Regions from separate parts of the Homo sapiens genome. Here region 1 is linked to region 2. Evidence: chromatin loops called from intact Hi-C (ENCODE). Cell type or tissue: Caco-2. All regions are shown on one strand. Links, peaks and the distances in the headings refer to the core of each region. The heading gives the core; the rest is flanking DNA.

Region 1 (15,994 bases), core at 7,262-12,261, 65 kb after region 2:
AGAGCTTACAACTAGGAGGTGGTGAGCTCATTTGAACCCAGGCAGCCAGAGTCCACACTGCCGAGTGCTGTGAGAAGAAGGGAGAAAGTTGAATGGAGGCGGCAGGAGAGGACAGACAAGGAAGACGGCGAAGGAAACTGGATTTTCCATTCAACAGATATTTCCTGAGTGCTGATTTGCCACTGTTCCCCGGGACTCAGGGGGTTGGCATCACCGGTATGGGATCCGTGTGGTCACACCGGGCCCCTGCTCAGATGGGCCCTGAGCTCGGTTTCAGGCTCTGCTGCCACCATCTTGAAATTCTTCATTGTTTTTCAACAAAGGGCCCCACATTGCATTTTGCAACTGATGTGGGCAGTCCTGGGTGCAGCAACAACACACCCAGCCCCTCCCTTCGCCAGGATTCTATTCAGAGGCTGCACCGACAGACAGAAGGAAGAGGCGAAGGGGCCGACCCAGCAGGAGGCGAATGTTCTCTAATGCCATGCGGAGGGCTGGGGAAAGGGCACAGGTTGTCTTTGAAGCTGGAAAGGCATAATTCAATTATTTTCACAATTTCATTACTGGAAAAATCTATTGGCCCCAGGAGCATTCTGCTCACAAAATTGAACTAAAAACAAAAGGGCCTTCACCGTCTTCCCTCAGCTCTCGGTTGAGCCAGCTTCCTATAAATCACTGACGGAGACAAGGAGCGCTGCAGAAGCAGTGTCCTCCGTCCGCCCCTCCCCTGGTCCCTCCGGAGCAGGGTCAGATGGAGGCAGCAGAAGTGGGAGGGAAACAGGCACAGCCCAGGGACCACCACGGTGCCAGCCCCAGCCTCCTTCATCTCATCCGACCTCCCCCAGACCCTCGCCAGACAGGTGGGCCTCAGCACCCATGACTTAGAGCAGAGAAATCTCACCCCTTGCAAGGCGACACAGCAGGCTAGTTAGTATGTAGGGCAGGACTCAGCCCAGGTCTGTCTGGCTCCCAAACGCATGCCCTGTAAACACAGACGTTCCCCCTGTTAATGCACTCATGCTCAAATGCACGCAGACCCCAAAGGAGCTGTGCTTCCCCTCATCCTTGGGCGCTGGCCCGGCCTGGACTAGCAGGGCTCCTCTGCCCGGTTTTCTAAACAAGCAGCACCGTCTCCTAAGTTTTCCCAGCCTCTGGACAGGTGGGGACACCTCACAGCTCCTGTCTTCTCCTCTTCATCCTGAGCAACACAAGGGCCAAGTTTCTGTATATTTTGTTTGTTCCTGAGACCTCGTGTCCAGAACAGTGCCTGACACATAACTGACACTCAATATTTTTTAATAAGAAAGACTGTTTCAGGGACGTTGCTGGTGGAGAGGTGTCTGTGACTATTCTGCAGCTGAGTAGGATTCATTCCTGCCTCTGCCCGGCTGCCCTGCTCGGCTCCCTATGCCAGGGGTCCTGGGGTGGCATCCGTGTCGTCCTGACCCAGATGCTCAGGACAGCGGCTGCTGCTGCTCCCAGATCACCCTGTTCCTTTGTTCAGCATCAGCTCTGTCTCACAGGCCACATTAGGGAGACTCTGGCACTGACCGGGGGACACCACCTTGCCAAGCCCTGCTTAGCTCACTCGACCCACAGGCCCCTCTTTAGGAACAATTGCAGAAATGTCACCAGCTGACATGAAGGGCCGGGGCTGCCCTGGAAGCACGGCTCAGGAGGAAGGCGGGAGATGCAGACAACAGCAGCAGCCAAACCCGACAGTTTCTCAGCCCACTGGTGCCACTGGATTTCTCTTTCCCTTTGCTGTGCCTTGCTTGGTACTGCATGGCTGTTAGCAAGGAGTTGCTCTGTGTTTGTCTTATCTCATTTAATCCTCCTGACAGCCCAGGGGGCAGAGCTGACTGTTCACCAGTGAGGAGGCTGGGCCAAGCTGCCAGCCAGCAGAGGAGGGGTATGGCCTCCACACCACACGTTGCCCCATCGCAGGCTCGATGCCTGGGGTCTGTGCAGGCCCCGCAGCCTATAATGAGTGGCGCAGCCTATAATGATGAGTGGCGCAGCCTGTGCTGGGTCTGCTCAGTGTGGAGGGTCATCTAGATGCCCACGTTTCCCCTGATGAGGCCTGAGCCCCGCATCTCAAAGGAGCTTGCAGCCCCGAGGTGCCTGGGCTGGGGACAAGCCCCCTCTCTGTCACTTAGCTCTCTCCTTTTAAAGGACGTCACTTCTCCTGGTCTCTTGATTTTGGAACAGACACAGCTTCTTTCTGGCATCTGATTCCTAATCAGGCGTTCATTCCGCTGTGCTCTCAAAGGGCTGTGGCTGGGGGCGGGGGCGTGGGGGTGCGGGACACAGGCCCCATGGAGTCTCCTGTGCTGCCCCTGCTGTGCCAGGCACACGGGAGCCTGCACACCCCCTTCCAGCAGCAAGAAAGCAGGTTGGAGAGAAGGAGGAGGGAGGAGAGGGGGAGACCCAGGCCGTAAATGACCCATGACCCAGCTGGGGCTGATGTCTGTCCCCACTGCCGACCCAAATGACCGCAGTCACCCTGGGGCTGAGCTCATCAGCTGCCCAGGCGCCTCCTTGGCATCATTCTCTCTTGTTCCCCTCCTCTCTCTCTCTCTCGCCTGACAGGAAAACAAAGCTGACATTACAGCCCATTCACCCCTGCCCCCTAGCATTCATGACTCACCCTGAAATTCCCCCCTGGTTCCAGCGCCCACGAGCCAGGGACCGTCTGATTTCACCACGGGGCAAGATCAAAGTGACCTGGCCAAGTGACCGCTTCTTGAGGAGGGAGGACATTTATTTCCATGATAAGCAAGTCAACTCCCAAGTCATGATATATTTATGTTCTATGTCTCCAGCCACCTGCTCAGCCTCAAAATCAAATTCCATTTCCAAAGAGGAAATATGAAAGGTAATTGGGAAAACTGGGAATGGGTCATCCTGGAAGGTAGAGGCGGCTCAAGGGGTTCTGGCAGGTGCAGGTGCTCACTCTGGATGTCCGGAGCGTGACTTAAAGCTAGGAAGTTGGCAGGGAAAGGCACCTCCTTCTCTCTGGAAAGCCTGAGCCCCAGTCCCGGGGGCCTCCCATGCTGCCTTCAGGGACAGCAGGGGCATCAGCTGCTCCCGTGGCCTAGCTCACTCGGGTACCAGAATCTGGATCAGAACCATCAGGTGGGGCCACTCGCTATGTAAACGGGATGCCAGCCAAGGCCTCCCAGGCCCTCAGGAACTAGGAAAACCTGACTCACATCTCCCTCTTCTCCCCAAGTTCCAGCGTGGGCAGAAGTTCAAAGCCAGCTCCCAGACTTCCTCAGATCCCCGGGGGCTGCCATCCCCCCTGGCCTCAGCCTCCTGCTCCTGCTCCCGTCCTCAGGAAGCCCAGTGCGGAGGCCAGCTCTCCAAACTCAGAGACACTCATTTTCATGGCATGAGCACTCAGGGCTGTGCAGACCTCGAGGGGGCCAGGAAAGGGGCGCATATTCTGTGGCCGTGCCTGCCAGCTTCCAAGGAGCAGCCGCCGTCTTCAAATGCCCTCCCTCTGCTGGGGAGCCCCCCTGCGCCTCCCCAACCCCAGCTCACCCTCACCGTCCTGGCTTTGCATCTCTTACAGTCTCTGTAGCAAAAACCAGAACCTGTCCCATGCAGAGCATTTTGCTGGCTTCTCTGTTGCGTTGGCACCAGAGGACATCAAGGCCTTCACAGCGCCTATGAGCACTTTTCTAGAACAAAGACAGTCTTTGTCTTTCAGAGCAATTCTGGACCCAGCAATTAACCTAAGATTTCCCCTCATGTTGCACGTCTAAAACTACACCTGAAGGGGGTGCTTCAACTTGGGAACTTACAAAGAGAAGCAGCTGGGCACAGTGGCGCACACCTGTAATCCCAGCACTGTGGGAGGCTGAGGCAGGAGGATTGAGCCCGGGAGTTCAAAACTAGCCTGGGCAACACTGTGAGACCCCATCTCTACAAAAAAAAAAAAAAATACAAAAAGTAGCTGGGCATGGTGACATGTGCCTGTAGTCCCAGCTACTTGGAAGGCTGAGGTGGAAGGATGGCTTGAGCCTGGGAAGTGGAGGCTGCAGTGAGCTGTGATTGTACCACTGCACTCCAGCCTGGGTGACAGAGCAAGACCCTGTCTCTAAATAAATAAATAAATATTATAATAATAATTAAGAGAAGCAAGTGATCAGTGTTTGTTGAATAACAGATGAAACACGGGTGTGTGTTGAGCATTTGCTCTGTGATGGGAGTTGGGAGCCACTGCCTGAAGGAGTCCATGGTACAGTTGCACAGGTTGGGTACTGAGGAAAGGTTGGATTGAAGGAGAGAAGAATGAGTGGGTGATCAGGTTGGTGGGTGGGTAGAAGGAAGGAATGACTGGATAAATGGAAAAGAAAAGGAGAAAAGAGAGGGAAGAAATGAATAAACAGGACAGGTGGCTGGAAGGTGGAGGAGCCGGCCAGGCCAGAGCCGGCACATCTTTTTAGCAGGTAGGGATGCATAGGAGAGTGGTGTGAGACCCACCCCAACCCCCAGAGTTGGTATCAAGATTATTTTAAACTGAAGACATTTGAGATTCAACAGATCCAGAAAGAAGCATTTTTGGAGTTTCCCTTATCTGACTAAAAGCAGAAACTTCTGGGAGTGAGGCTGCCATAAACCCCCTCTTCAAGAAGAGGCAGCTTCACTCCCAGGAAGGAGGCCCAGAGCGAAACTGCCATAAATTCCTTTCTGGGGTGGAGGGGAAGCCCTGCCAGGATGAAGATGGAGGAGATCTCTCGAACCCGCTATTAAATCAAAATTATTCAATGATGCTTGTTAATGATGGTAAGAAGGCACATTTTATTGGGGGTGTCAGGGGTGGGGGGAAGGAACTATCGCCTTAGGTATAGGACCCACTGTGATGCGATTCTGCAGTTGGGGAGAGAGGTTGGGCTCAGCCACATATACAGCAAGGAAAAGTAGGAATTAATAGCCGGAGCAGGGTGGGGATCAGTGGAGGAAAAACTACTAAGGGGAAACACCAGGAATGAGGGGGCTCTGGCTAAACCAACCTAGCAGGATTTTTGCTTAAGGCAAAAAAAAAAAAAAAACAGAAAAGCCTTTGTCTTTTCTACTGTTGATCTGTTGACTGTTAAATTTCTCAGACCCCCAAACACAGAACAAAGTAGGTAGAGGAAGAGCTTTTCCTCCTGACACTATAGTTTGCATGCTTTAGAGCTGTCTCCAAGAAAGCCCGGGAGACAATTCCTCTGGCCAAGCAGACATTTGACCTAAGGGCTTATTAAATCTCAGAGGCAGCCACCATGGCCTTGTGTGGGAAGAGAAATCAGAACGGCCAAGTTATCTTCAGATGAGGACAGGCAGGCCATAGGTCTCTGCCATGAAGAGTTCTGGGTGGGAACCCATGGTCCAGTACACTGCCACCCAGGCTGGGGACATCGGCCCTGATCCCACCTCTCCACTTCCTCCTGGCCCAGAGAGAAGACACAAGGAGGAAGAGCCAGGACACAGGATGAGCAAGGGACAGAGGACCTTCCCACCACCACGCCCGCTGAAAAAACCTGGCCCAGGACTACACACAGCCTGAGAGGAGAGAAAGAAGCAAGGCAGGGCGCAGCGTGCAGAGCCCTGACACTCACCAGCTACCACATCCTACGCACAGGCACGGACACACACCCACCACCCCACTGTTTGTCCTCTGCAGCCAGGCAGGGCGAGAGGCGAGTCCAAGCCGAGCAGTGAGACCTCAGCAGCAGGGCATTCAAGAGAAGGCTGTCCTGGGCCCTCGGATCAGCTTCTTCCCAATTCCATCAAGAGGGCCTTTTGCTTCCAGTCATTTGCCCTTCACTGGCTCATCATTCCTTGATTGGTTCAATCTTTTATCAACAATCATTTACTGAGCGCTTCTTATGGGGCAGGTGCTACACCAGACCCAGAAAAACCAAGGCAGATAAAACAGTCAGGAGGGTGCCACGCAGGGGTGGGAGAGTGGCAGTCGAGGCGTGTCTCGAGAGCAGCTGTGCCAGGGCTCTTGACAGGTGTCACATGCCTGAATCAAACAGCATTTGACATCCTGCTCCAGAAGGCAGAGTTCTTAGCCGTGTTCTCAAAGCATCTGCCATCCTGCTGACACTGGCCCCAGCAAAGTGACCACGGCCTGTCCCCATCATAAGTGGCACGTACAGACACACTTGTTTCCTAACAGGGTCAGTGGTGACCCATTGCCACGCTCCCAACCCCGCCAGGGTAAAAGCTCTGAGAGAGAGACCATGAGCAAACCATCACCATCTAGACACGCTCATGCTTGTGGAGTGCTTAGGACACAGGCGGGGACGCAGGGCCTGTTCCATCGCCGCTCAGCAAATAGAATGTGATGACAAGGCACTGCTGCGTGGGAGCATCCAAGCAGCTGGTGCGCCATAGGGAACAGGGCGAGGGCTTTGCAGGCAACAGGCTGAGCCTTGATCCCTGCCTCTGCACCTGCTAGCTACGCATCGCAGACGGGCCTCAGTTTCTTCAGCTGTGAAATGGGACCATAATTCTCTACCCCCAGGGGCAGTGTGGAAGATAAAAGGAGACCTGGGATGCCTGACCCCTCACCAATTTGCCAGACACGGACGCAGACAGCAGGGAGCACACGCGGTATCCCTGACCCACCCTCACCCTGAGAGACCAGGCTCTGTTCAGGGCAGCTTGGTGTTCAGGGGCAGAGCACAGAAGCCAGTCGGCTGACCTAAGCGCATCGGCCACCAGGAACCTGGGGTGCGAGCAGGGCTGGTGGACAGCAGGGCCCGGGAGAAGGGCTGTGGGCCCCCGGCCTGCCCCTGCAGCCGGCTCTGGTCTCTGGACTTCACTCTCCCGCACTCAGCTCTGGAAGGCCTGGTTAATTTAGAGGAGTCATTTTAATCAATTAGATGAAGTGTAAAGTAACTGTTCAGCTCTGCTCAGGAAATGGGGCCTGTCGTCTTCAAGGCTTTATTGGAAAGGCATTAAGATGGAACGGTGTCCTCCACGCTGCCCTCACCAAGCTAAGCCAAACCTCGGGGCAGAAGGACCGTCCAGAGCCCCTGTGACGACCCAGCAAGCTGTCACCAGCAGCTGCTGTGCTCCCCTCCGGGCCGCTGGCTGCCCTTCCTGCCTTCAAAAGCCTCTGATGCGGCTGCTGCCCAGAGCTTCTAGGCACCCAGTCCAGGCTTCCTTCCCTGCCCATCCCCAGCTCCTCAGCAAAAGATCTGTGAAGCACTGTACGGAGTCACCACGGGGCATGTGCACAGGGACCAGGAAGCAATCAGCAGGCCCTGGACCCCTGCACTTATTCCAGTGAGTCAAATGCAGCTTTTCCAGCACAGCTCTTCCATTTTGGAAGGCAGCATCCCGGTCTCTCTGGGTGAACCAGTCTCTGATCTCTTTGCCTTTCCTCGTGTGTGGTGTTTTGGGTCATTCATCGCCCTGGTCACCCAGGAGAGGATGAGAGCGGTGATGATGATGAATGCCTGTGGGCACATTACACTTCCAGAGCTTGTTTAAAACTGTTATTTCCCGTAAACTTTACAATATTTATCTCCCTTTTGCCCAGCTGAGCGGCGGAAGCCTTAGAAACAGTTGGTCCCCAGCCGGTTAAATGTGGCCCCTGCGCCGTGGTCCTCACCCCTGTTGGCTTCCCTTAGGTCTGCCCTTCTTTCCACACAGGGCCCCTGTCCTGGGACCGTCAGCTACGGAGCCCACTAATGGGAGGTCCCCACATGTGACTCTACTTCAGTCCCTCTCCTGGCTGAAATTTCATCCCAGAGGATTCAGTGTAGGTGCCCAAAGGGAAACGTGTTTGATGGGGTCTCTCAAAGGCCCTGCAAGTGTTCCGATGAAGGTAACCAAAAGAGGCCGGGCACAGTGGCTCATGCCTGGAATCCCAACACTTTGGGAGGTCGAGGCAGCCGGATTGCTTGAGCTCAGGAGTTTGAGAACAGCCTGGGCAACATGGTGAAACCACGTCTCTACAAAATATAAAAAATCAGCTAGGTGTGGTGATGTGCACCTGTGGTCCCAGCTACTCAGGAGGCTAAGGTGGGAGGATGGCTTGAGCCCAAGAGGTTGAGGCTGTAGTGAGCTGTGTTCGGGCAAAAGGAAACCAAAAGAGTAAAGCGGGGTCCCCTCTGTGCGGCAGAATTCAAAACACTTTATTCAAGGAGCAGCAAAGGGTAAAGCCAGCTGAGAATGAGGAACCCCTCGCAGTCGGTGATGGCAGCCAGTGGCAGCCTTCCCCCGTGCGCCTGGCTGCAAAAACTGAGCTTGGTTGAGTAGCCTCACATCCCAGATGGACTGCAGGACCAGGGAGGGGCAGTGGGGGCCCTGGCTTGTAAGTGACGGGGGCACCTCCTGCAGGGCCCTGGCCGCCCAGATAGGAAATGGGTGGTCCCCAGGGTTGGATTCTCTGGCCACACCCACATCCCTCCCCTAGTCCCTGCATCTGTAAGTAGCCCTTAAGTTTCTGTCTCTTCTACCCTGGGATGGCATTCAAACTGTTTAACAACTAACAGGGTTCAAGCAGAGACCAATCCAAACAGATGCCAGCCTGCTCACTTCGCCCGTGAGCACTGAGTGCACCCGAGCCCTGTGTGCTCCTGAATGGATTCATCCCACTTCACTGGCTGGTTCATTGGTCGTTACAGTGACCCTCAGCGTCAAAAATAACAATGATGATAAAATGTATTGAGCACTTACTGCCAGTCCTTGTTCTGAGGCTTCCAAGTGTATTAAGCCGTCCACACACCTAGGCAGAGATGTGGATAGATGATATGATCTCTACTTACAAATAAGAAAACAGGAACAAAGTGGTTTCACACACAGCTGGTGAGGTGGAGCCCAGATGCAGACTCAGGCCAGCTCCATAGCTGGTTCTCTGTCATAACACTCTGCTGCCTCTCTTTAAAATAATGTAAAAAGAATTTGGGAAATACACCCTGGGCTCCATTCAAAAAAGGTTGAAAAATACATACACTATTTAAAAACACTTCTATCCAACACAGCCACACACACACACTCATATGCACACTCACACACACGTTCACTCATGCACACACACATATTCACACTCACACTCATGCACACACACACACACACGCACACATTCACATGCATGCTTTAGCTCGAGGGAAATGAACTCACAGGACTCTAATTTCCTGATGCCATAGGAAGAACAACGGGCATTCCTGTCATCTTTTTCATGGGAAGCTGATTCAGAGAGGCTAAGGGGCATCCCCAACGTCACACAGCCAAGAGGCAAGGCTGAGGTTTGCACTTCCACTACTCTGACTTGGAAGCCCAATGAGGTGCTCAAATTAAAATTAGAAACCTTTTCCTGTTGTCCAGGCAGAAAACCAGGAGAGGGGAGAGAACAGCCACTAGGGCAGGGACAGAGCGCGGCCACTGGGCAGCCGGGGAACCGAGGCTCGCGCCTGGCTGCAGACTTCCCTCTTCAGGCCTTTCTGGCACCATCTGCTGTGGACCCCATAGTTCCCACCCGCCACTGCCCGGGATGAGTGGGCTCCATCTGCTCATTCTGCACAGCACTCATTTTGCAGACCCGGGGAAACTGAGGCCGAGAGGGCCATGTGACTTGCCCAAGATCACACAACCAACCCTCACTGGACTGAGGGGAGTGGCCCTGAGCTTGCTGTCGGACCTGGCCTCTGCTCCCAGCCTGGCTGCCCCACACCCACATGTGGAGCTTGGTGCCCCCTGCAGGTGGTGGGCTTGGCCCCAGCCCCAGAGACAGCTACAGATGCCCCCCCACCCCCCCGCCCGTCTTTTCCCCACTCTGCCCAGCTCTGCCCTTTGGTTCTCCCAGGAACAGGCTGACATTCACCATCAAGCGCTCGCTCCCCCTCTCCCTGCAGCCAAGAGCTAATTGTCCTGATTTCTTTCCAAGAGCAGTCTCTCTGAATAGCCTTCGCAGGCACAATTAAGCAGGTTCAGCTTGACTTTCACACTCCAGTTCTGAAAAAATCAAATCAGCAAGGAAGCAGAGCCTCTTGGAAGTTCTCTGAGAGTGCCTTTGTGCAGGAACAAAGCACACACATAATTACCTGCTTCACTGATGAGCTCAGGGCCCGGGGCCCTGCGTGCAGGAGTGGCCCACTGGCAGCCCCGTGCAGACTCTGTCTACTCTATTCTTGGAAGCAGCCAGCCAGGCTGGGGCTCCTCCTGGGACCTGCAGTGGACGGCCATGCCCCGGGGGTCCCCGCCCCTGCAGGCCATTTGTCTCTACCTAAAGAACCCCTGTCATGGATGGCTGGCACAGGTGGCCCAATGTGAATAGCAAGTGCAATGGCCTTATTGTCAAGATGGAGTGCCTGAGGCCCAGAGAGGGCAAACGCCCTGCCCGAGGCCACACAGCAAGATCAGGAAGAGCTGTGACTCCCCAGGCCTCGGCAGGGGGGTGGGGGGCGGCGGGGGGGTGCAGGTGGCTGATGTCTTCCTGGGCCTGACTCTAAGGCTAACTCACGGTGCACAGTCATCCCTCCCAGAAAAAAGTGAGGGCTTTGACCTCATGAAGGAAGATGGTTTCCCACTAAACAGCGGGTGCATCGCTGTTGACAGGCCAAGGAGAGTGTGGCCGGCACTTTTTCTGGGGACAGAGAAGGAAGGGGTTCTCTATCTCCATATGGAGAAATCAAGGCCCAGACGTCACACAGCCAAGAAATGGCAGAGCTGAGACTCATCCCCGTCTCTGATTCCTGGGCCAGCGCTCATGACTAATATCAGCAACCGCCCTGCACACGCCCACACACATCGAGACGCCGCATCCCAAAGCCTGCTGTGGCAGCGTTTTGATTGACTGAGAGAATCGACATGAACGACGGGCGGCTCCACACCTCTCTATTCATCAAGAAGTTGTGCCTGGCCTGGCAGCTCGGCTGTGCCCTGTCTCCTCCCCTCTGTGCACCCGGGCATCCCGTGCACTCTTGGCACCTCTCTTCCCACTAAACAGCAGGTGTATCACTGTTGACAGGGCACCATTCATCCCAGGCAGCGGCGGATGGGAGCTGTGGGTTCTGGAGCAGATGGTGCCAGAAGGGCCTGAAGAGGGAAGTCTGCAGCCAGGCGCAAGCCTCGGTTTCCCGGCTGCCCAGTGGCTGCGCTCTGTCCTCGCCCTAGTGGCTGTTCTCTCCCCTCTCCCGGTTTTCTGCCTGGACAACAGGAAAAGGTTTCTAATTTTAATTTGAGCGCCTCACTGGGCTTCCAAGTCAGAGCAGTGGAAGTGCAAACCTCAGCCTTGCCTCTTAGCTGTGTGACGTTAGGGATGCCCCTTAGCCTCTCTGAATCAGCTTCCCATGAAAAACATGACAGGAATGCCCGTTGTTCTTCCTATGGCATCAGGAAATTAGAGTCCTGTGAGTTCATTTCCCTCGAGTTAAAGCATGCATGTGAATGTGTGTGTGTGTGTGTGAATGTGTGTGTGTGCATGAGTGTGAGTGTATGTGTGAGTGCATGAGTGAGCATGTGTGAGTATGCATATGAATGTGTGTGTGTGGCTGTGTTGGATAGAAGTGTTTTTAAATAGTGTATGTATTTTTCTCATCTGTAGAATGGAGATGAGGCTGGCCCCTCACTGGGCTGGGGAGATCCCTGGTCCAGGTTGCCACGTGACACACCTGCAAGAGGCTGTGCCCCTCGTGCACGCGGGTGGTGGAGGTCATGACACACACATCCATATCTGCCCTGCAATAAGGAAGTCAAAGTCTTGGACCTGTGCTAATAAAGAACCGCCAGGCCAGGCGCAGTGGCTCATGCCTGTAATTGCAGCACTTTGAGAGGTCGAGACAAGTGGATCACTTGAGCTCAGGAGTTCAAGACCAGCCTGGGCAACACGAGGAAACCCTGTCTCTACCAAAAATGCAAACATTTAGTCAGGCATGGTGGTGCATGTCTGTGGTCCCAGCTACTTGGGAGGCTGAGGTGGGAGGATTGCTTGAGTCTGGGAGGTTGCAGTGAGCTGAGATCACGCACACTCCAGCCTGGGCCACAGAGCGAGACCCTGTGTCAAAAAACAAAACAAAAAAAGAACTACCAGCCTGGGACAGGGTGGAGCTCAGTGCTGTGTAGCTCAGACCACGCTTTCTGCAGCCCCAAAGAGGGAGGCTCGGAAGGACGGAGCGACCAGCTAGGAAACAATTCCACAGAGAGGCAGGGCTGGGGGTCTCAGGGCCAGGCCAGCTTCAGAAAGCCTGGTGGGAGCACTGCAGGGGCGCAGGCAACAGGGCAGACAGAGGTGGCCAGGAAGGTCCTGGCTTCCCAAGAAAGCAGCCAGCTCACCTGGCGGGGGCAGGGCTCCAGGAAAGACTGAAAATACAGTGGGCTGCATGGTGCAGTGTCCTGACGTCCAGGGGTTTGGCCTGAGATGTGGGCGGAGCAGGCAGGGAAGCCATCAGATGCCCTGAGACTGGTCTGGCAGGCGGGGGTGGTCTGCACGGGTGGTCCTGGGGCAGAGGCAGAGGGGAGAGGGGACCCAAACCTCTATGGTGAATATGGGAAGGAAGGAGAGGAGCTGGGCATGAGGGAACCGCCTTAAATCCAAGCAGCCTCTAGGGAGGAGCCCCTGCCCATGCCAGCCTCCTCTCCCTGGTCTGCATGGCTCCCCTTGCTGGGTTCCACACAGTAGGCACCTTCGGTCGATTTGCTCAAAGCTGCAGGGCCCGATGGGCAAGCCCGAGGTGAAGCTCTTGGGTTTCCTGGAGTCTCCACTCAGCACCACTCCGTGCAGGCAGCAGGGACCCTGGGATTAACCAGACTTTGGCACCGCTCCCCAGGGGCCCACATCTTGTCAGGGAGTGAGATGCTGTCAGCTCAGAAGGCATTTGGATTTGATACAAAATGCTGGGGAGCAGTGAAATGAAAAGCTAGCACAGGACAATCAGGAAGGCTTCCTGGAAAGGGGTGCAGCTCAGGTGAAACCCGAACTATGTGCAAGGCGTAGGGGAGGGTATCTAGGCTGAGCCCAGCATGAGCAGAAGACGGCAGCCCATAAGAGCAGGAACCCCCTGGTTTGCCTGGGATGTAGGCGCACACAGGAAATCACACAAGAGCAGGGAAGAAACTCATCACAGAGGGCCTGGAGGGGCAGGGAGAGGGGGCTGGACTTTCCCCCGAGGGCCCTGGGGATGCACTAAGCACAAAGGGTAAGAGCAGAGCTGTGTCCTCAAGGAGAGCCGGGCCTCCTGGGCGCTTCCCACCTCCAGCCACCTCCCTCACCAGCAGAAAGCACAATCGTGAGGCTACAGAGAAACTGGGGGGCAGGCTCCCAGGGCTCCTTCAAGCCAGCGTTTCTGAAACGCTGGGCTCTTCTCCCTGGAGAGGCTTCTGGGAAACAAAGATCTGAGTGTTGGGGAAAAGCTCCAGTCTCCATCTCTGTGTGTGTGAACACACAATACAGCGGCCAATAAAGGCTCTGAGCAGCCCTGCAGGAAGGAAGCCTCTTTAACCGTTTCAACCCAGTGACGCCTAAACCTCAGTCATCCTGGAGTCTTTCTTTTCTTGCTGCACCATTAAAATCCTGTTTGAAAAACACCGCTCAGAGCTCCACCTTCTGTGAGGGCCTCGTGGAAAGACCCTGTGTCTGATCTGGGCCCAGGGGTCAAATTCAGTGCATGGAACTGAGTCGGAGGAGAGACCCGCCTAGGCCAGACCTCAGTCTCCTGAGAATTAGATACAGGAGTGGACACTATGCAAAGGCTGGCAGCCAAAAGACAGGTCTCTGGAAGAACCAAAGACTCAGCGACATTCCCAGGCTGAGGGCGAGAACCAGTCAGGGGAAAATGCTGGTGTCACCTCCTCGGATCCCTCTGGGGCTTTGCTCATCGTCTGGGTACCTGGGGCACCTGGTAGCCACTGTTTACAGCTCTTCAACTACTCAAGCCTTTGGGCTAAGGGTGTCTCCACCCACAAGGGAGTGGTCTTATCTCATTTAGGGATACAGCCCCTTTGAAAATGTCACCCACCCCCACCTTACCTCTCAGTACCAGAGGTGAACAAAAATTAGGGCCAATTTGGTCCCCATTGGAAACTGACTTCCACCTCTTGACAAGAGAGTGTGATATAAATGACTCATTTATGGAAGAAGACGTCCAAAGGACCGATGATCTGGGCCAGCCCCGCGGCACTGTTCTCACTACTACTTGGTTCTCCAAGGTGAAGGTCTGGGGACGAGCTCTCCTAGGCCTGCCCAGGTTGGGTCAGGTCAGTGTCAGCTTCTGCCTGGTCATAGCTGACCAGCTGACCAACCCCGAGCTCCCGGGAGAGAAGGCCACTCCTCGGAAGCACCCAGCTGTTCCCCAGCTGGGGCAGCCAGGCCTTCCTCAGAGCACGGCCCCGGCCCCCATGCCAGTCTCCCGCTTGGCTGCTTATTATTGAAATTCAAATAAGCATAATAAGTTTGAGGGCCCCTATTACTCCAGACACAGAAAATGAAATTAGTGAGCACAGACACTGCAATTGTATTCCAACCTCATCCTTTGGGTAAGGAAGGTGAGGGGAGGAAGAGCATCGGAGCCAGGGCTGCTTCATCCAACAGAGCTGCTTCATCACAGCCCGGAGTTAGGGCAGGCAGCAGAGGTGGCTCAGGGACCCCTCACCCTCTGTACTGAGTGCCTCAGATGGAAAGACATGGCCAAGACCCCTTTGCTCACCTAATCTCCCAGAGGCAGGCAGCATGGGGTGGCAGGAGTTGTGCAGGGGGATGATGGAAGGCTGTAGGTTCAAATCCTGGCCAGGCCACTTACAGGCTACATGAGCACAAGCCAGAATAATGATGCGCAGGAAGTTCGCGAGCGCTTTCCTGTGCCAGAACTGCTGACCGCTTTGTATCACCCCCTCACCCACTCAACAATCTGCGGAGCTCTACTGACACCCATTTCGTACATGGGAAAATGGAGAGCTCAGAAGAGTTAAATGACCTGGATTCTCTGAGCCTTGTTATTTTTTTCATCCGTAAAATCAAGGTAGCCATCCCATCTCAAAGGGTTGTGGCAAGGATTACATATGGCAGCATTTATGAAGATGACCAGAGGTGTTTGACACAGGTGAGTACCCAATAATGCTCTTCCCAGAAATGCATTCATTTAGTCACTTACCCCTCCTCTCATTCATTCCTTTATTCCTTCATTTATTCATGAACTCATTTATTTAAAATAAATAGGCCAGCTGTGATGCCCGAGGTTCCAACATTAGGCATTCTACTAGGTTACGCCATGGAAGGTTCTCACTAAAATACGTCACCTGCCCCTTTACAAGTTCAGTTCCTATGGGCAGGGTTGGTTTGCAGAGCAAGGAGCAAAACTGAGCCATTAGTTGCCTCTAATAGAGTTATTCATAATTTTAAAAATGAAATGCACAAATGCCAATCAGGGGTAGAATGAACAAACTGTAGTATAGTCAAACAATGGAATACTCTCTACAGCAACAAAAAAGATTACAGCTACCTGCAACACAGTCTCACAAGCATAATGTTGAGTCAAGCCAAAAAAGGGCACCAAAAAGTGTACCATCCTTGATCCTGTCTGCATAAAGTACCACACCGAGCAGCGGCCATCTCTGGGGATGGAAGTGGAGATGGAGGCGCCTTAGTGTGGTCAGGACTGGGAGGAGCCAAGAGGGGTTTCCTGGGTGCTAATGATGTTCTCTTTCTCCATCTGGAGGCTGACTTCACAAGTGCATACACTTTGAGAAAAGGCATCGAGCTGTGCTCTTATGATGTGTGCATTTTTCTGTAGTGTAATAATTTAGTTTAAAAAAATGTCTATTAGGGCCAGTTGCAGTGGCTGACTCCTGTAATCCCAGCACTTTGAGAAGCAGAGGCAGGCAGATCACCTGAGGTCAGGAGTTCAAGACCAGTCTGGCCAACATGGTGAAACCCCGTCTCTACTAAAAATACAAAAAATTAGCCGGGCGCGGTGGCGGGCGCCTGTAGTCCCAGCTACTCGGGAGGCCGAGGCAGGAGAATGGCGTGAACCTGGGAAGCGGAGCTTGCAGT
Region 2 (15,994 bases), core at 5,039-10,038:
GGATGGAGAAGAGGGAAGAGGGTGGGAAGGGTGTCACCCCCTGGCGCTGGCAAAGGCCAAGCTGAGAAAAATCTGCCTGAGGCAGAAGGCAGGGGACAGTGCCCACTGGGAACAGGCACCTCTCCCCGCTTCCCAACCCCAATTCATTGGGAAATACGGTGATCCCCGGTTTGGGTGGAGCCCCATTGAATCAGCTGGGAGGTGGTGGAAACCGCAGTGGACTTTGTTTTAGGCCCTGGAATCAAGCATTCGAGTAAGGCACCTTGAGAGGGAGAGGGCTCTCTTCACTGTCCGGGGCAGCAGGTGCCCACCGGAGCTGTCCAGGACACAGGACACATGCCGGAGACCTAGCCTAGCCCTGGCTCCGCACTCAGCAGCGCGCACCCCGGCACACACCCACGCCCTCTGGACCTCAGTCTTCTGTTGGTGAAATGGGTACAGCATGCGTAGCCCACAGGAAGTGCAAGGCAAGGAAAGAACAGTGGTGGATCTGCCTGCAAGCCACAGGGCAGGCGTCAGAAGCCACAAGGCACTGCCATGGGCCTCATGACAGACGGCACCACCTACCCCTTCACGGACGGTCCGGGATGAAAGAGGAGGACGTTTCTGGGGGCGGTGAGCTAGTGAGGAGCCCCTCGGAAACCTCCGGCAGGCAGCCGAGTAGGGATGCCCGGTCACGCCTCACGTTTACCCAGGAAGCCCTTCCCAGCTGCTATCCCGGGACAGTCCCAAAGGTTCTTCTGCATGGAATTGGCATGGCACCTCCCAGGTGCACATGAGGAAACTCAGTCCCCAAGACATTGAAAGGCTTGCCTGCCACCCCACAGCTTATTAGTGGCGGGGCTGGGACCAGAATCCAGACCTCTGCAGCCCAGTCCAAGGCTTAAGCCCTCAGCCCACATCCCCAGATGCTTGGAATTACTGAGCAATTCCTCAAACCGGCGCTGGGCCAAAGGCCTTCTTTATGGTCCCATTGGACCCCCGCCCTAGGAGGAGGTATCTGTTCTCCCAATTTTCAGAGAAGGAAGTGAAGGCCCCCAAAGTTAACTCCCCAGTGCCAGGCCCCAGGGGGATTAGGACCCTCCTGTGCCTGACTGGCCAGCTCCTGGCTCTATAGCCCACCGCCTCCCCAAGGGATGTCTCCAGAAAAGTAGGGAGGGTCTGGCCTAGAGCCCAGCTGATGGGGAGCAGCCAGAAGGACACCCACATGGATTTGTGCCTCCAGAGAGTTTGATAAAACGAAGTCCGCAGGCCCTGCTGGGTGGAGAATCCATCACTTCCTGTGGTGACCTGGAACGACCTGGTTTCCTCCTGAGACAAGGAGGCCCACTGACCCACGATGGGGGCAGCTTCCCCTCGAACCTGGGGCCTTCCAAGCTGCGGCCACTGTGTGGCCCCCTCCCCTGCTGGTGACCATCCTCCAGCACTGGGGAAGGCAAACCTCTCTCCAGCCCCAGGGAGGACGCTGAGCGGGTGAGTCTTGCGTCTTCCCAGCTGCAAAGCCACAGGGTGGCAGGGCAGGGGAACGATGCTGGGGGGATCCAGAAGCCCCACTGGCTTTGATCCCTGTTCCCCACCCAACTCCAGGGGCTGTTCCTTCACACCCCTCAGCCCAGTGCCCTCCTTTTTTGGGAAACCACTCCCTGCCCACGGCCATGGCGCAAGCCAGGCCCCTTCAGGCATCTGGCCACCTGCGGCTCCCTGAGTGCTCCCTGGGCTGTACTCGGCCCCCTCATTGCTGGGAGCTGGGGAGAGGGCCGAGCGGTGAGGGCGGATGTGGGGCTCCAATTCAGGGTGCCCCCCGCAGGTAAGAGCTGCAGCTGTCTCTTTGCAGGGCCCTCTCACTACAGGGACGTGAAGGTTCCCTGGAGACCATGGGAAAGACGTCCCTCCACTTGGCATACTTTGGCTTTCACACTTGTGCCCCAGCTCCTGGCCCCACCACTGTGCTTGCCAGGCTCCTGAGCTCAGCTTGCTGTAGAGGAGGTGGCTAGAGTGGAAGTGGGGCTCCCGTGCTCCCCAGGACGGCCAGCTCCAACCGAGGCTTTTCACCCCAACTCTCCCCTTCCAGTCCTCCACTTCCCACTGAAACCCCAGCTTCTCCTTGAGGCCTGTATGTAGTACTGCAGCCTTCTCCGACCCACACTCATGCACACTCACCCACATACACTCATGCACACTCACTCACACCCACTCACACTCACCATGTACACTCATGCACCCTCACATCCACTGACACCACATATACTCATGTGCACTCACTCCCATTCACACTCACCACATACACTCATGCACTCACTCCACTCTCACCACATGCATTCATGCACACTCACACCCACTCACACCCACCACATACACTCATGCACACTCACACCCACTCACGTTCACCCATATACACTCATGCACACTCACATCCACTCACACCCACATACACTCATGCACACTCATACCCACTCACACTCACCACATACACTCACACACCCACTCATGCACACTCACTCACACCCACTCACACTCACCACATACACATGCACTCACCCACATACTCATTAACACTCACACCCACTCACACTCACCACACACTCATGCACACACACCCGCTCACTCACCCACATACACTCATGAACACACCCACTCATTCACCACATACACTCATGCACCCTCACATCCACTGACACCACATATACTCATGCACACTCACTCCCACTCACACTCACCACATACACTCACACCCACTCACACCACATACACTCATGCACACACTCACCAGACTCAAAATGTATAACGGCTCAACAACCTGCTCACTCACACACATACATACTCATACATCCACTTACTCGTACACACACTCGCACACACATTCAGTCACACACCCATTCACTCACACCCACATGCACTCATTCACTCACACACAGTCACAGACATTTGCACCCATTCCCACTCTCATACACACACGTACACACCCACTGGTTCACTCACACCCACACAATCACACACACTCTCACACTTTCACTTTCACCCACTCTCTCACACACACACACACTCACAATCTTCATCCTGTCGCACTTTCACAGCACCAACTGCCACCACTTTTTTTCTTTTTTGTTGTTGCTTTTTTTTTTTTTAGACAGAGTCTCACTCTGTCACCAGGCTGGAGTGCAGTGGCGTGATCTCGGCTCACTGCAACCTCCGCCTCCCAGGTTCAAGTGATTCTCCTGCCTCAGCCTCCCAAGTAGCTGGGACTACAAGCAGAAGCCGCCACACCCAGCTAATTTGTTTTTTGTGTTTTTTTGTTTGTTTGTTTTTGCATTTTTAGTAGAGATGGGATTTCACCATGTTGGCCAGGATGGTCTCGATCTCCTGACCTCGTGATCCACCTGCCTCAGCCTCTCAAAGTGCTGGGATTGCAGGCGTGAGCCACCGCACCCAGACTTTTGTTGTTTTTTTAAAGAAATAAACCTGGGCTGTTGTTGCACTGCCCACCTTCTCTCCCACAACACAGCTCACTCATTATTACGTGCTTGTTCAATCTCTGTTCCCCTCCACACTAGGATGTGAGCTCCCTTTGGGGCTGGGGGCCAGCCCTGGCATTTTGTAGGAACCTGCAGAGCTCCAGCCAACCCATGGGCACCTTGTGCTCACAAGCCAGCACAGCCCCGCGCGGCCTCCGGGGCCTGACTCCACCTGCCGGTGCACCCCCACCTTGACCCTGAAGCTCCCGTTGCCTTTAGCCCTTGAAGTCTCCTGGGCTGAGGATGGTCATATTTGCTTAGCATGTTTCTTGCAAAGCAGCACCCCAATCACCCTCATTTGATCTCCCTGTGAGGACGGCATTCTCCCTTCCACACAGATGAGCACGTGGCCTTGGTGGCTGCGCTGGCCTGCCCTGCACACTCAGAACTCGGATTCAGATTCCACCCGACGTTCCCAACTCCTACTCTCACGGCCGCTGACGGGGCCCTCGGCGCCTCCGGAAAAGCCCTTCCAGCGCTGGCTGCCCTGACTTCCAAAAAGCGCTTCCTTAGTTTGAGCAAAATCAGCTTCTTTGTGTCCATCCCAGGGCCCCCTTCCAGAGCTGCACGGCACAGGGAGGTTGAGGACGGCCCTCATGACCTCCATAAGTGTCACTGCTCCAGCCTAGAACATTCCCACTTCCTTCCGCTTATTCCCCGAGACCTCGTTTTCCATCCAACTAGCTGTAGGGACAAGAAGCAGGTATTTCTGCTTTGGGTTTTTAGGAAGGGACCTGGAGGCGTCGGTAAGTCTGTCTCATAACTGTTGATGGCAGGGCTCAGTCTGCAGCCGAATGTGTGTTACTCAAAACTGAAATCTCTTTTTGAAGCACAAACATGAGGGGCAGAGGGAGAAGACGCACCTCTGACAGGCGTTTCCAAAAGGGTTTGAGCTCCAGGCTCCATCCCTCCCGGGCCTTCCTCCCCTTTGAGCCAGGCTGGGTCTGGGCTGCTCGCTGCCTGCTCTCAGGGAGGCCTGTGTTCGTCCAGCAGTGCCAGGGCTGGCAGGCAGTTCAGCCTAGCTTAGGGGTGAAGTGGTGGCAAACCCACTTCATTTCAAATCTGAAGCCACCGGCGTCAGCCAGTTTTATTATTATCATGAGAGGGTGTGGCTATATGGCTTCTCCGGACCATCCTGCCCACCTCCCATGAGAATCTTTTTGCAGAATAAGCTACAACAGCCAAGAGGTGGGGAGAGAGCTCTGGAAGCTCCATCTAAGTGCCGGGATACAGCCATACCTGAGGACACATCACAAGCCTATCCATTGCTATGTGTGGATTTACCTATCATTCAATCATTTATTTTGCTTAAACCAGTTTCTTTTTTTGTTTGTTATGTTGCTTTGTTTTGCTTTTGAGATGGAGTCTCACTCATTCTGTTGCCCAGGCTGGAGTGCAGTGGCGCAATCTCGGGTCACTGCAACCTCTGCCTCGTGAGTTTAAGCAATTCTCCTGCCTCAGCCTCCTTGAGTAGCTGGGATTACAGGCACCCACCACCACGCCCCGCTAATTTTTGTATTTTTAGTAGAAATGGGGTTTTACCATGTTGACCAGGCTGGTCTCGAACTCCTGGCCTCAAATGACCTGCCCGCCTCGGCCTCCCAAAGTGCTGGGATTAAAGGCGTGAGCTACCACGTCCAGCTGCTTAAGCCAGTTTCAAATGGATTTCTGTCGCTTGCAGCCCAAAGCTCTTGATTGGTGCAGCTTTGCCAGTGGCACCTTAAAGACTGGATTCCTAAGAAAGTCTAAGCTTCTACTAATTATAAAATACTTACGATTATGTATGTCATTTATATTAACTAATAATATTTAAAGCTAAGCCTTCAATTCAGAGTCATAAAAAAGGACTGAGGCCATGTCTACCTATGTGCTTGGGAACAATTAATCTTAATTAGGAAAGAAAGAAACTAAAATCTATAAGTGCCCCCACTTTCTGTGTCCCAGGCACTATGCCAGGCCTTTCACATACTTCGTTTCATCTTCCCAACAAAGCTGTGAGGCGGCGTATTAGTTCAGATAACTCTAGCTGCTATAACAAATAGACCCAAAATGTATACCGGCTCCACAACAGGGGTTTACTGCTCACTCACACCCAGTCAAGGCAGATGTCCCTGACCAGTAGAAGCTCTCCTCTGTGCAGTGACCACACAGAGACCCAGGCTCCTTCCATCCCAGGGTCACCAGCCACGAGGGCCTCAATCTCCCCTGTTTTCAGCTGGGAAAAGCTTGGCAGAGCTTGGAGGGGACCCAGCTATTCCTATAATAACATCCTTGACACAGGAATTGCATGCCTTGCTCCATTTGCCTTCAGTTGGCTGAAGCTCACTCACACCGAGCTGTTAGGAGGATGGAAAGTGCCCCTGGAGGCCAGGTGTGGAGGCTCACACTGTAATCCCAGCACTCTGGGAGGCTGAGGCAGGCAGATTGCTTGAGCCCAAAAGTTCTAGACCAGCCTTGGCAACATAGTGATACCTCATCTCTACAAAACAGCAAAAAAATTAGCTGGGTGTGGTGGCATACTCCTGTAGTCCCAGCTACTCAGGAGGCTGAGGTGGGAGGATCCCTTGAGCCTGGGAGGTTGAGGCTACAGTGAGCCAAGATTGATCCACTGCACTCCAGCCTGGGCGACACAGCAAGATCTAGTCTAAAAAAAAAAATGGAGGGGGTGGGGAGTGTACCTGGAAAGACAAGGAAATGGATATCTCGGGAAGAGCTTGCAGCTTCTCCTACAGGGAGGGTTCATCCGCTCTGTGGGTGAATAAGAGGCTCAGGCTGCTAACGGACTAGATCAGGATTTGGACTCAGGACTCTCTGGGCCCAAGTCCCACTCACTTCCCTTCTCTTCATGCTGCCTGAATTGGTAATCGGGACAGGATACCAAATGACCTTTCTTCTGGTGGCGCTTACAGTCCCTTTCTAGGAACACTCTAAACACTGGAAGAACAATTCCAAATGAAACGGAACAGAATGGGAAGCACTGCAACAGTGAGGGCCCAGGCCCCATGGCCAGGCGAGTCAGTGGGTGCTGCAGGGAAGAGGGATGGGGCACAGCTCCCAGGTGGGGCACAGCAGAACACCTAGCTGGGCTCCAGCAATGGCCCTGGCCAGGGCCTGGACGTGGAAATGAGGGTCAGCCCTGTGGCTGTTGACAATGTAGACCTTTCTGGGAGTAAACTGGGGGAAGGGAGCTACAGGAGCATCGTGACTGCTGTTGGTGGCTGGACCTCAGTTTCCCCAGCAAGGCCCCACTTGAATCAGATCATTCAGAAGAGGATGATGAAGTTGGCTCCATTCAGCTTTTGAGGCTGCTGCCAACAAAAAGAGTGAAGACATCCTGAAACGGTGGGTTCCTGGTTTGCTCCACCCCAATCCTCCAGCCCCTGACCCCCTGTGGAGCCCCCCACCCTCCCCCTGTTCACGCTTCTCCTCAGGCCCGGAGGCCCAGTCTCGGAGCTTCTTTGCAGAGCCATCTGAGACAGGGCACCTAGAGCCCGTACGTCAGTGGCAGCCCGGCCCAGCTCCCCTACCTGGGGCCTTGGGCTCAGCTCCTCCCTTCTGAGTCTGTGTGTTTAAAAGAAAAAAGGCCATGGTTTCAGCCTGGGCAGTCTGAGGGGGCAGCATTGACGAGGCCTTGCCATCTCTCAGCAAAACACCCGCATTTAAACCTGGAGACAGATGCTCCGGGTGGGGCAGGGACTCGCCCCAGGTCGCCAAGCACCTTAATAAACACGGTGTATTTGTGCTTCCCAGGAAAGGTGTGCTTGGCCGCCCCTCCCTGATATCAGAGCTTTCATGGTGCTTTTTATTGACCAAGAAGATAAAGAGCTCAGTTAAATAACTGGGTAAATAACTGGCCTCGGACCAGGTGCTGGTCTGGGACATAGATCAGCCTTTTTCAATGAAGGAGAAGTCTTGCCCTATTCCCAGACAGCCCCCAGCCCTGCTTTGGGCAGTGAGCAGTGGCGCCTGGGAGGGAGTTGGCTGATCAATCGTGTCTCCTGGGGCAGACATCTCTACACAGGAGCCGCTCGCCTTGCTCTCAACCTTGGCTGTGCATTGAAATCACCAGGGGAATTTAAAATGCCAGTGCACCCGCCTCACTCCCAGGGACTTCGATTTGATTAGCTTGTGGTGCGGCCCAGGCACTTGACATAAAGGCCTCCCAGACATTGCAGCGTGAGCCAGGGCTGAACCCCCCTCACTAAGTGGGGTCAGACACTGTGTGGGATGGTTCCCATTTCAGTGGTGTAAAGATTCCCGCCAAGCAACCACATTTTAACAACCAGCTTCCACCATTCCTCCCATGGAATTCCAGGCTCTCGGGAGCCATGGAGCTGGCTCTAACTGTCCATCATCCATGAGGCACCTGGGCACGACCTCTCCTAGTTGGAACAGAACAGAACAAGAAGGAAGCTTCCAGGCTGTCAAAACAAAAAGTCTCAAAGCCTGTGCCCCACAGCTGAGATCTGATTTTAAATGACCTTTTGGAAGAGGAGACAGAAAAGAAACGCTTTCCTGCAAATGAAAGATGAGGGGACAAACCACAGTATGGGGTCATTCAATTAAGGGGCAAGAAGTACTCAGCTCCAAGGAAAAGGACGGGCTTCCTGCAGCCAGCGACGTTCCAGGCAGTGACTCAGAGCGAGGGACTCTAAGAAGGCAGCTCTGGCCGGGCACGGTGGCTCACGCCTGTAATCCCAGCACTTTGGGAGGCCGAGGCAGGCGGATCACCAGGTCAGGAGATCGAGACTATCCTGGCTAACATGGTGAAACCCCATCTCTACTAAAAATACAAAAAATTAGCCAGGCATGGTGGCGGGTGCCTGTAGTCCCACCTACTCGGGAGGCTGAGGCAGGAGAATGGTGTGAACCCCGGGAGGCGGAGCTGGCAGTGAGCCAAGATTTCGTGCACTCTAGTTTGGGCAACAGAGCGAGACTCCGTCTCAAAAAAAAAAAAAAAAAATAGAAGGCAGCTCTAAGGGGAGGGATCCTAGGAGACAAAAGAATGAATCCTGGACTACACTAAGTGCCTCTGTTCTCACAGGCTAGCAGGGGCGTGGAGACAGATTCCCGGCCTGTATGAGCCTTGCCTTCAGCATCTTCCCTCCCCCATAGACAGGCAAGCAGCTCTCGATGGGTTTTCTATTGAAATCCGTGGCCTTGACTGGCCAGAGGTCTCTGTCCTGCAGGCAGGAGGAAGCGTACAGGGGCTGCCTGGGGTTGGGCCATGCTGTTAGGAACCTTGACCTTGGAGTCCTGCTCCAACCCTGTGAAAGGGGAGTCCAGGGCCAGGGAATGTGCCTCTGGGATCAAGTTTTTGCTGGTGGGGAACAAAAGGAGAACAATATCTGTGGGGTGAGTTTTTTCTAAAGCAAATATGTCCACTGTGAATAACTGACCTTTGCACTCAGATGTATAACTACATCCATTTTTTTAAGTGATAAGATCTCACTCTGTTGCCCAGTCTGGAGTGCAGTGGCATAATGGCACGATCACAGCTCATGCTCAAGCAATCCTCCCGCCTCAGCCTCCAGAGTAGACGGGACTGTAGAAGCATGCTACTACGCCCGGCTACTTTTTTAAATTTTTAGTAGAGACAGGGTCTTTCTATATTGCCCTGGCTGGTCTCAAGCTCCTGGGCTCAAGCAATCCTCCTGCCTTGGCCTCCCAAAGTGCTGGGATTACAACCATGAGCCACTGCACCTGGCACATCCATTCTTTTATGAAGTGATGGGGAGAACGGATGGTGGGTCCTTATTTTTTAAAATTTCCTCCCTTGGTATGAAGGGAACTTAGCAACCCTCTGTGGCTCCTCCTCTGGCTTGCGGGAGAGGAGAGGCTACAAGAAAAGAGGCTTCAGCCTCACTGTTCCAGCTCTAGGCATATCTGACTGCAACCATCTGAGGTCCCAGGCTAGGCCCTTCCAGCTGGGTGTGTCCCAAATTCCTGTCCACAGAAGCCATCAGAGAGAATAAAATCTTGGTGTTTTAAGCCACTGTGTTTTGGGGTGATTTCTTACAGCGGTAGATAACCGGAACACCTCATCTGCTGTGACTCGTGGAACACAGGCAGAAATCCCAAGTCAGGCAACAGAGAGCCCTGGCGAGCCCTGGCTGGGCTGGGTCCCACTAATAAAGTGGGGTCAGAGCTCTGCCCGCTATGGGGGCCGCTGTGGCTGCCAGGACTCCCCATCAGAGTGCCACAGCCAAGGTGAGGGTGGATCAGGAGAGGACCCATAAGTCTTCACCAGGCATCAGGCCAAGAGCTAAGGGCAGGTGACGGAGACAGGGAGAGGCGTCCTCTCGAAGCCTCAGCTCACCCTGCAAAGGGAGGCGAAGAGCCATGGCCTGAATTTGACTTGTGAAACCAGAGGAAGTCACTGGACTCCGAAGCCCTGGAAAAGCTCAGGGAGCTAACAAGATTTTAATATTTCAAAAGCTTCCAGGTCGCAGCTGAAATGCTGCGTAAGAGGCTTGCAAAGTTCAGGGCCGTAAACAACTCAGCTGTGTACTCTGGAGGCTCAGAAGGCAGAGGCTACAGGCTGGGGAACAGCCACCTGGGCTTCTAGTGACTTCTGGACCTTCACATGCTGGGAACGTCTCGGGGAGTGACACAAAGTTGGGCAAGCCTGTGCTGGGGTCTTGGCACGGCTGCATCCTTGCACGGGGCAGAGCGGTGAGGCCCACTGAGAGCACAAAACCAAGACCCGTGTCAGCAGGGGCATTGGGAGGTAGGCTCTGGGTGCAAAGGGCCTATGGCCTCAGCCCAGGACCTCCCAGCCAGGCCACCAGAGTTGGGACAGAGGATAAAGGGAGGACTCAGCCTCAGAATAAAGCAGCCACCAGCAACTGCAATCAAGGGGGCTGGAGAGAGGGGAGAGGAGTGAGAGAGGCCGTGGCTAGCCCACCTGCAGGGCAAGGCAGCCTTGAATGAAGGGAGCTTGCTGCCTGACAGCTCCTGGGGCGGAGGGAGTTAACCCAGCCTGGCGGCCCAGGTGCAGGGAGGCCTGCTCAATGAACATCTGAACCTCTCTTGGGGTCACACCCTCCCTCCTTTGAAAGCATTCCTGTGCTTCTGGCTCAGGTGCTGCAGCTGGGAGGACATTGTTTCCAATTCAAAGGGAAGGTGTCTTTAGCGCTCTGTGATGACAGCCCAGCCTCAGGAGAGGGCAGGGGAGCAGGCTGGTGTTATTACTCCTTCCTTAATGGGCCAAGGCTGACTCTGGGGCGTTTGTGACCTAGAGTGGGCAGTCGTCTCCCTCCCTCACCCTCCCCGCTTCCCCACTCAGCACTCCCAGCTGCATGTCCCGGTGGCCGGGTCACGCTGAGCTTACAGGGTGTGTGAGTTCCCTATGACTCTGCCTTAACAGAGTTCCACAGATGGGGTGGCTTCAAACAACAGAGATGTGGCCGGGCGCGGTGGCTCACGCCTGTTATCCCAGCACTTTGGGAGGCCGAGGCGGGCAGATCACTTGAGGTCAGGAGTTTGAGGCAAGCCTGGCCAACATGATGAAACCTGTCTCTACTAAAAGTACAAAAATTAGCCGGGCGTGGTGGTGGGCACCTGTAGTCCCAGCTACTCGGGAAGCTGAGGCAGGAGAATTGCTTGAACCGGGGAGGTAGAGGCTGCTTGCCATTGCACTCCAGCCTGGGCAACAGAGGGAGCCTGTCTCAAAAACAACAACTGCAGAAGAGATGCATTTTCTCCTCATTCTGGAAGCTAGAAGTCCGCACTCAAGCTGTCAGCAGGGCTCAGCTCCCTCCGAAGCCTGTGGGGGTGGGGGCACGGGGAGTCCTTCCTTGCCGCTTCCAGCTTCTGGTAGCCCCAGGTACTCCTTGCCTTGTGGCCACGCCACTCCAATCTCTGTTGTCACTTGACATTCTCACTGGGGGTCTCTTCTCCTCTCTCACAAGGAAACCAGTCATTGGATTCAGGGGCCAACCTACTCCAGGGTGACCTCATCTTAACTGGATTTCATCTGCGAAGAACTCCATTTCCAAACAAGGTCACAGGGGTTTAAGACTTTGAATATCTTTTTGGGGGACCCAGTTCGGCCCACGGCAGAGAGTTAGGGAGACCTGGGTCCCAGGGACATCCCAAGCCTCCTGGACAACGCGCCCGGCCCTCTGGTCCTCATCACCCCCACCCCGCCTCCAGGCTGAGGACAGCAATCTCTCTCCTGCTCTCTCCTGGAACGCCATGAGGGTCAGAGATGACCGATGTCCCCCTCATCCACAGGGGGACATGAAAGGAGGCAGAGGACCGGGGTGGAAGTCGTCAGTGGCATCTGAGCCCCTGGTTCTTGGCAGCAGGATGGGGAGAGTGACACCTTCCTGCTGCCTGACTGCTGAGTATGGAAAGGCCTGATGCTCCTGAGGGCCCAGCACAGGACCTACGCCGGGATGCTTCGAAAGGTAACTGTGCCCGTTCTCTCCCCTCCTGGTGGGTTGGGACAATCTTCCCTGATGATGCCCCCTCACTCAGGGCCTCCATCACCCCTGGTACCTCTTTCACCTGCCAGGTCAGTCACCAAAGGATGATTTCTTCCTCACAGGCCCTGGGGCTATGATGGCTACCGAGCGCATTTGGCCAAAGTGTTGCTATTCACATGCCAGGCCTCTGGGAGGCTAGTGGGACCAGGACCACCTTCCTCCAATGCTTCCCCACTCAATTCAGGTTTCCCATGAAACAGAACATTGTATTCAAAGACCTGAGAATAAATTATTACCACCACTAATTATTATATTTAAAAGAGCAATTTATAATTTAGGAGAGGGTTTAAAGAAGTTAAAATCTCGAGTGTATTTTTAGCTGGAACACTTTCGGTTGCTAATGACAGGAACCCAGTTCTGTCTAGTGCAAGCAGAAAAGGGAGTTTATTGGCTAGTGACACCAGGATGTCCATGGGGGTCGGGGGATGCAGGCACAGCAGGATGCGGGGGCTCAAGGGACGTCCTGAGTCTGGGCTCTCTCTGGCCGCTCTCCTGGCCATTGCTCTCCTCCTTAGGCAAGGCACGCACGGCTGCAAAGGCCTCTGCCAGCTTCTACAGCCTCACACTCCGCCACCTCCTCAACCCCGACAGAGAATATGCCTGTCCCCAGAAGCCCCCACCACAGAGAGGGCTCTCTGGCTTGGATCTCTCCCACCTTTGACCCAGGGAGTGTGGGCTCTAGTTGGTTCCATGCCACCTCTGGAATAGAGGGCCAAAGTCTCAGGTGGGGGGTGGGGGCTGCCCTGAGCAGAACATACGGGCATCGAGCAGGTGAGGGATGGCTCCCCAAAAGAGGGACAGGGATTCTGGGATGGTTAAACCGCAGAAGCCCGCTTTCCCTGGGCACTTTACTCCTGGGGCCCCAGCAGTCCCTCACTACTCACTGTCACCCTGGAACTTTCTCAGGCTTGAGTCAAATGCCACGCTCTTATTAGTCATATGCAACCTCCTTCTTGGAAGCCAAAGGTGTTACTGGAAAGGGGTCCCAATCCAGACCCCAAGAGAGAGTTCTTGGAACTCGTGCAAGAAAGAATTCGAGGTAAGTCCATAAAGTGAAAGCAAGTTTATGAAAAAAAGCAAAGGAATAAAAAATGGCTACTCCATAGGCAGAGCAGCCCAAGGGCTACCGGTTGCCCATTTTTATGGTTATTTCTTGATGATATGCTAAACAAGGGGTGGATTATTCATGACTTTTTCTTTTTTTAGACAATATAGGGTAATTTCCTGGCATTGCCGTGGCATCTGTAAGCTGTCATGGCCCTGGTGGGAGTGTAGCAGTGTGGACAACCAGAGGTCACTCTCATCGCCATCTTGGTTTTGGTGGGTTTTGGCTGGCTTCTTTACTGCAACCTGATCAGCAAGGTCTTTATGACCTGTATCTTGTGCTGATCTCGTATCTCATTCTGTGTCTAAGAATGCCTCAACCTCCTGGGAATGCAGCCCAGTAGGTCTCAGCCTTATTTCACCCAGCCCTTCCCTATTCAAGATGGAGTCGCTCTGGTTCAAACGCCTCTGACAAAGGGACTAATGAAATGACTCCAGGTCACCATGGACTCTGCAAATGAGGTTATCAGCCCTGCTGACCCCAGCCCTGGAGCACAGCGAGGACTAGGCCCAGTGTCTGGTCAACCCTCTGACAGCCACGTGTTAATGTTTGCTTCTTCTGGCCTCTTCCCAATAAGAGTGTCAATCAGTGTTTCCACCATTCACTCTGCGCGGCTCCCCTCTGTGACATCGGCTGCTATTGGAAACTTGCTTGATTGTATCTCGGAGGAAATCGCTGGTTTTTGTTCCGTTATAACAAATGTGAATGGCCCATCACCCTGGCCTGATGCCTGCGCCCCACCCCCATTTCCCTGTGTTCAAGGCTGACCCCCAGCGTTGGAACTTGTCCTGAGGCAGGTGGAGTGAATTAGCTGGAGGTCAGTTGCAGTCGTGCCACCCTTGACCCTTTCTCCCATCAGATGGCTCCTCCCAGTTCATGCCCTCCCGCCCCATCCACCATGTCTCTTTGATTGTTCTCACCATGCCCGGGAGGCCAACTGGGAAGGCATGTCACACCTGTTTTATGGAGGACAAAAGGCTTCTTGATGAGAAGCCACAAAATCCCTAACTCCCACTACATGGGGTGAGCTCTGTGATGGAATCAGTCATGCCGGTGTTAGAGCGTCTGTACTGGTGGCCATTTGGGTGATGCATTTCTTGACTCTCTCCGAGCCTTCCCTGGAAAATAAGGATAACCCCTGAACCCCTGGGATGGCTGTGAAGATGAAATGAGATCAACCAGGAATAGGGGATGTCAACTATAAAGGGCTGTGCACTTCAAATGAGATATCAAGCAGGAATAGGAGGTGTCAGTAGTAAAGGGCTGTGCACCCCAAAGGGGTCATTGCCATCTTCATCATCATCACCCTGATTAACCACCTCCCCTCTGGGGGGCCCACGGCAGAGGTGACATCTAGCCTCCATCCTGACAGCTGAGCAGGGGGCTGGGGAGAAGGAACCCGCCACAGGGACCCGATTCGCCTGGCGCTGACAGCTAAATTCCTGCAGGAGAAAGAAAAAGGCAGGAAGTGTGACCCCTGCCAAGGCAGCTCCCACAGTCGGACCCTGCAGCTGCTCTGAGTTCAAGAAAATAAGTGCTTCAGGGCATCTCGCAGCCAGAGAAAAACACAGTCATTATGGGGAAATGATAGACGCCAGCTGATTGAGTGAATTTTTCCCAGCCAAACCTGAAATTACTTGCGCTATTGATAAGGGCCTAACGGGAAAGGCACAAACCCCCCCGCAGGGAGCCCCTGCTCGCCCTTGATGGCAGCAGGGCCCGCTGGCCTCTGAGGCCTGGGGAGACCTCGCACCCCCATCCCCCCAACCCTTCTTCCTCCCCTGCAGTGGTGCTGAAACCCACCCTCGGGCGCCCACAGCTGGCCATCTCCCAGGGTGCCACAGAGAGCAGGTGCAGCCAGCGCTTGCTGGTTTATGAATGAGTTAACCAGTCCTCAAAGCAAGTATTTTTTACTAGAACCTGTCACCGCCACCCCCCCACCCCCAGAGGAATTGGCTGCAGCTTCATTGTGCAGATTTGGGGCTCCGGAATTCCCGTCTGGGCACTGTTTTGTCATTGCCAGGATATACATAAAGTTTACCATTTTAATCATTTTTCAGTGTACAGGTCAGTGGCATGAAGTCCACTCACATTGTTGTGCAACCATCACCACCATCTGTCCACAGAACTGATTCATCTTCCCAAACCGAAACTCTACCCACTAAACAACAGCTCCCCACCCCCCCAGCCCCGGCACCCAGCATTCTGCCTTTGTCTCTATGGATGTGACGACTGTAGGCACTTCACAGGAGTGGAATCACACAGCACTTGTCTGTTTGTGACTGCTGTATTTCACTTAATGTCTTCAAGGTTCATGTCTTCAAGGATCATCCATGTACTGGCAGACGTCAGAATTCCCTCCCCTTCTAATAAGGCTGAATAATATTCCACTGTATGGAGAGACCACATCACATTTTTTATCCATTCATCACTGATGGACAATTGAGTTGTTTCCACCTTTGACTATTGTGAATAATGCTACTGTACACACAGCTGTGCAAAAATGTGCTTGAGTCCCCGTCTTCAGTTTTTTTACGTATACCCGGAAGAGAAATTGCTGGATCATATGAGAATTCTGTGATGCTCTGATAATCCTGCCATGAATCTTTTGACGACCCTCCAGACTGTTTTCCACAGCAGCTGCTCCATTTTACACTCCTACCAATGGTGCGCAAGGGTTCCGGCCTCGCCACATCCCCACGAACACTTGTTATTTTCCGATTTGGGGTAGGAGCCATCCTGGTGGGTGTGAAGTGGTGTCGCACTGTGGTCGTGTGTTGTATTTAAGAACCCACCCACGTGTCTGTCTCCCATCGGACCACAATGCCAGAACAAGACCCCTCAGCCCCAGCACGTTGGCGGCCACAGGGTTGGAAGTTTGTGGA

The links. Hi-C counts contacts between places; a loop is a spot of excess contacts. Peaks named below come from ENCODE experiments on the same cell type or tissue, not always from the same donor. Only the 100,000 strongest peaks of a DNase experiment are listed, where the experiment ranks them.
Region 1: it touches region 2 in a loop (1.9-fold over the local background); 1 of 110 quality-filtered maps calls a loop at or near these places.

Annotation. Positions count from the first base shown.
Region 1 is chr2:10,157,103-10,173,096 of GRCh38, reverse strand. It overlaps a transcript of RRM2 not described here. Among named protein-coding and RNA genes, the nearest start is that of MIR4261, 28 kb to the left of the region's middle. RefSeq lists enhancers at 659-1,288, 1,289-1,918, 3,179-3,809, 8,958-9,562, 9,563-10,168. In Caco-2, for the core only: a CTCF peak has its summit at 9,709 (motif pointing left); a DNase peak (open chromatin) is centred at 9,673.
Region 2 is chr2:10,220,246-10,236,239 of GRCh38, reverse strand. No RefSeq gene overlaps it. Among named protein-coding and RNA genes, the nearest start is that of MIR4261, 36 kb to the right of the region's middle. RefSeq lists an enhancer at 9,662-10,271. In Caco-2, for the core only: no CTCF peak of the experiment used is centred there; DNase peaks (open chromatin) are centred at 7,289 and 8,639.